Linked DNA regions of Homo sapiens: region 1 is linked to region 2. Evidence: read pairs that join two places in POLR2A ChIA-PET (ENCODE). Cell type or tissue: GM12878. All regions are shown on one strand.

Region 1 (2,500 bases), 290 kb after region 2:
TTTTAATATAAAGTGGAATATAATCTACACTAATAGAAAGTTAGTTTCTCCCAGGCTGGACGTGGTGGCTCACGCCTGTAATCTCAGAACTTTGGGGGGCCGAGGCAGGCAGATCACAAGGTCAAGAGTTCAAGACCAGCCTGGCCAATATGGTGAAACTCTGTCTCTACTAAAAATACAAAAATTAGCTGGGCGTGGTGGCACGCACCTGTAGTCCCAGCTACTAGGGAGGCTGAGGCAGAAGAATCACTTGAACCTGGGAGGCAGAGGTTGCAGTGAGCTGAGATTGCTCCACTGCACTCCAGCCTGGGTGACAGAGCGACACTCTGTCTCCAAAAATAAAATAAAATAAAATAAAATAAAATAAAATAAAATAAAATAAAATAAAATAAAGCTAGTTTCTTCTAATCCTTCTAAAGAAATATTGAACATTCTATTTAAAGAATATATATATTTGAAGAAATGTCAAGTTGTTAGCCTGATGAAGTTCTTACATCTCTCTCAACATACCTAGTTCTAACTATGACTCCTTGCCTTTTTCCTTCATGCAGCCTCCAGGTTCATCACATGACTCAGCTAAGAGAAAATATCCAGTGGCTCATCGTTACCTGTGGGAGGAGGTCTGAACTCCATGGCTTTGCATTCATGTTCTTGTTTGTCTCACTTCAACCTTCATTCCCTCCAAGTCCTCGTTGTCCTCCCAGGGTTCCTCTGCTACAGCCGGGGGAGTCTGATCCCTGCTTCCTAAATTTCTCTGAAGCTTATCTACACCTATGTTTTTGCTCCACTCTTCTTTCTCCTTTATACACCAATTATTCTCCTGTTTTATCCAAATTATTCCCTTCTGCAAGACTCACATCAAGTACGATTTCTTTCTAGATGGCTCTAACTCAGTTATTGTTATCTAATTGCACACATATCTCTGATTATTGGCATTAGTCATTTGGAAATTTATTGTATGCTGCTTTGTTTTATTATTTCTCTTTTTCACCTGCCTTGTGCTTACTTCCCCAATTGGACTACAGATTCTTTAAGGATTAGAAGGCTAATATACCTACTTTTTGTCTCTATAGCATCTAAAACAGTAATCTGCAGATATTAGGTATTCAGAATATAATTCAATCTAGAATCATTTGGGAAGTTTAATTTTTAAAGAACTCTGAATCATTTTTCTCAAAACTGTCATATAATGCTAAATTTTCATTTCAGGTTCTGAGAGATTCTTTTCTTTTAAGCCCAGCATTTATGACTTTCAAATTTTAATAAATAGAACGCCCAAAGTTAGTCAACAGAAACGTCCTAAGTTAACGTGGGTGACCTAAGTTCCTTTGCTGTATTTTGTACACGTTTTATATATTGCATCAAGAAAAGCAAATGATTGCTGAAATGAGTAATAAGGAGCTTCACTGGCTAGTCAATCTTATTCCGGAAGCAAAAACTTCCACGCAAGGCTCATTTACATGTGCACACTGCAAAAGGAAGTTTTGGGCAAAATGTCTGCAGACTCTGTTCAACATGCGTGTCCCACTTAACCACATGATCCTTATAAAACCACCTATATCCGTTCTCATACACAGTGTCTAGCCGTTGTGTTAATCACTACTGACAGCTGCACTTTTTTTTTTTTAAGCTTCTGAGCTCTTTTGTGGCAATGTGGCGGGTTGTAAGTAAAGCAAATGCCACTTTAAAGCTAATCATGCTCGGTATAACTTTTACATACCATCATAAAGAGTTATTTGCTTACATATTCAGCTCTTGCTCTACACTAGGAGTTCTTCGAAGGCAGGGACTATTTGTTATTTATTTCTTCATCATCTCCAGCACAGGGCCTGACAGGTGCTTAGTGACTGTTTATTGAATGAGTGTTTGCAGAAAAAATAAATCAAGAGATGGAGAAATAAAGAAATCTGAGAGGTGGAGAAATTAATAGTAGTCCCACAACCAATGAATTAATTGATAAATGTTTACTAATCTCCTACTTTTGAGCCCTGAACTTCAAAGAGAGTGAAGGGAAATATGATAGAACAGACTCATTCAGGATCACTTTTTACTCAATTTAAAATGCAGGCAAGTGAAAACAGAAACTGGGAGGAAAAAGAGTTCTCCTCTATTCTCCCCTAATTCCTTTATTGAGAGGAGAACTTGCATGGATGTTCTTGGATTATCCAAAGCTTGTTTCCTCCATTCTAGACATTATCATGAAAGGCACGAACTGGTGGTTTATTTTGCCTTCTTAATGTTAAAAAAAATAGAAAATTTTACACTGATACTCAGATTTACACTGATACTCTGTTCTTGAAAAATATCTAGCAACCGTAGGTCAAAATTTCTGCATAGCAATAATTTTTTGAAACTAAACAGTGGCTGCAACCTTTAAACAGGGTACATGGGTAGTATCTCCAGGTTGCCATTGTGTCCATTTTTGAGGCACATGGAACTTTACAAGCGCTATCTGTAGTAAAAACCTGGGTGCTGAAAAATTCTTGATTGAGTTTAGAAT
Region 2 (2,500 bases):
AATGTATATTGAAATACCTTGGATAGAATGTTGTAGCTATTAGGTCTGTAAGGTAAAGGACTGTAAGTATGAGGTCTGAGTAAGGGAATTGTTGTGTGTTCCTGCTGCTACACTCTTTTTGTGCATGGAATACCAGGGGAGAATAGGTGATATAAATACTTTCTTATAAAATAGGTTACATAGTTGGCATATTGTCTATGAGTTAAAGCTAGGAATTTCTTTTTTGGTGTTTTTTTTGACTGAGATTTTAATTTCTGTCCCTGGAATTTTGCCAAACCATTGGAGTGTCAAGTGTCCTATTGACTACTTTTTTGAAATTTGGGTATATTAAGTTAACAAAATATAAAATTTTAAATATCTATATGATAATAGTCACAAAGTCTTTTTTAAAAGTCTGAAGAAAGCCATTTTTCATCTAGTAAATAAGGAATCCGTTTACATTAGTATTTCTTTTTCACTATACTGATGACTATTCCTGTGTAGAGAGCATTAATCCATTTTAGACATTGGTTTTCACAGGTTTTTATTCGTGGACTACTTCCTAATAACCTAAAACCTTGTGGATTTCTCTCCCAAACACATTTTTGAAACAAAAATTCCAAAATCTCAACAGAATTAATTAAAAAAAATAATGCTTTTAAGAGATGTCTGTAGGCCTTGACACAATTACTATGTGGCACTAGTCCCCTCAAAAGTTCCCAGTTTCAAAAGACAGAATAATTTTGCAGTTCTTTTCATGAAGTACCCTTAGGAGAGTGGGATGGCTAGAGGGGTTGTCCATAATTGGGATATTTGCTTTTTGTTCCTAGTTTCTGCCCTAATTTACTTAGAACTCAGGCATATTGTTTAGCTTTCTTATGCTTAAGCTACTTATCTTTCAGGCACAAGTAGTTATAGCACTCTTCCTTTGTAGGAATTTAAAAGAAAACAATACTGGAAATGTCCTGGACAGCTTGGTAGATGATAGTACATAGTTCTCAGGACTGGCCTTGAGCTAAACTTTGTAGTATGACTAGTTTCTTCTAGGTGACTCTTTTGTCCATTTTTCTGTCTTGCTCCTATGCAGGACCCTCATTCTTTTTGGGGGATCTGTTTGTTTATGAAGTTTCCTGGTGGTCCTCTCAGGCCCTTCCAAATGCTCCTCTGGGCACATCAGCAATGTAAGGTTACTTTTTAATTTAAAGAGTATTTTTGTAGAGCAGATTACAGCACATTTGAGAGGAAGGTACAGAGGTAGCGCATATGTCTTCTGCTCCCATACATACATAACCTCCCCATTACTAATATCCAACAGCTCATAAACTTATATTGACACATCATTACCACCCAGAGTCCATAGTTGACATTAGGGTTTGTTCTTGGTGTTGTACATTCTGTGGGTTTAGACAAATTTATAATGGCATGTATCCACCATTATAACATCATAGTATTTTCACTCTGCCCTAAAAATTCTCTGTGCTCTGCCCATTCCTCCCTCCCTCCCCAATAACCCTATAACCCCTAGCAACCACCAATTTTCTGTTTTCTGTCTCCATAGTTTTGCCTTTTCCAGAGTGTTATAGTTGGAATCATACAATATGTAGCCTTTTCAGATTGGCTTCTTTCATTTAGTAATATGCATTTATGTTTCCTCCATGTCTTTTCAGGGCTTAATAGCTCATTTCTTTTTAGTGCTGAATAATATTCCATTGTCTGGATGTACCACAGTTTATCCACTCACCTACTGAAGGACATCTTGGTTGCTTCCAAGTTTTGACAAATATGAATAATGCTGGTATAAACATTCATGTGCAGGTTTTTGTGTGGGCACAAGTTTTCAACTCCTTTGGGCAGAGATTAAAGGGCATAATTGCTCAATCATAAGCTAAGAGTATGATTAGTTTCATGAGAAACCACCAACCACTTCCAAAGTGACTGTACCATGTTGCATTCCCACCAGCAACAAATGGGAATTCCTGTTGTTGCATATCCTTTTTGGCATTTGCTGTAGTCAGTGTTCTGGATTTTGGCCATTTTAACAGGTGTGTATTGGTATCTCATTGTTGTTTCATTTTGCATTTCTCTAATGACATATGATGTAGAGTATCTTTTCACATGCTTATTTGCCATATGTATTATCTTGGGTGAGATGTCTGGTATTTTTAGTTGGATTGTTTGTTTTCTTATTGTTGAGTTTTAAGAATTCTTTGTATATTTTGGATTACAGGTTTTTTAGAATCAGATACCCCCTTTGCAAGTATCTTCTCCCAATCTGTGGCTTTTCTTTCCACTACACTGATGTTGTCTTTTGCAGAACAGAGATTTTTTAAAAAAAATTTTAATGAAGTCCAGTTTATCAATTCTTTCTTTCATGGACTGGATCTTGATGTGATATTCATTTTCATATCCAAGGTCATCTAGATTTTCTCCTTGGCGATTCTCTTCTAGGAATTTATAGTTTTGCATTTTACATTTAGGCTGGTGATCCATTTTGAGTTATTTTTCTGAATGAAGTTACTTT

The links. ChIA-PET counts read pairs that join two places held together with the same protein. Peaks named below come from ENCODE experiments on the same cell type or tissue, not always from the same donor. Only the 100,000 strongest peaks of a DNase experiment are listed, where the experiment ranks them.
Region 1: POLR2A ChIA-PET joins it to region 2 with 5 read pairs; 5 of 35 experiments call an interaction of 5 or more read pairs at or near these places.

The regions. Positions count from the first base shown.
Region 1 is chr1:192,516,015-192,518,514 of GRCh38, reverse strand. It overlaps LOC105371664 (a long non-coding RNA gene), which reads left to right. Exons shown (of 5, transcript XR_002958418.2): 5 at 552-2,500. Among named protein-coding and RNA genes, the nearest start is that of RGS1, 59 kb to the left of the region's middle. RefSeq lists enhancers at 1,578-1,697, 1,758-1,877. In GM12878, no CTCF peak of the experiment used is centred here; a DNase peak (open chromatin) is centred at 1,494; H3K4me3 peaks cover 283 bases; H3K27ac peaks cover 1,368 bases.
Region 2 is chr1:192,802,052-192,804,551 of GRCh38, reverse strand. No RefSeq gene overlaps it. Among named protein-coding and RNA genes, the nearest start is that of RGS2, 5.7 kb to the left of the region's middle. In GM12878, no CTCF peak of the experiment used is centred here; no DNase peak of the experiment used is centred here; H3K27me3 peaks cover 121 bases.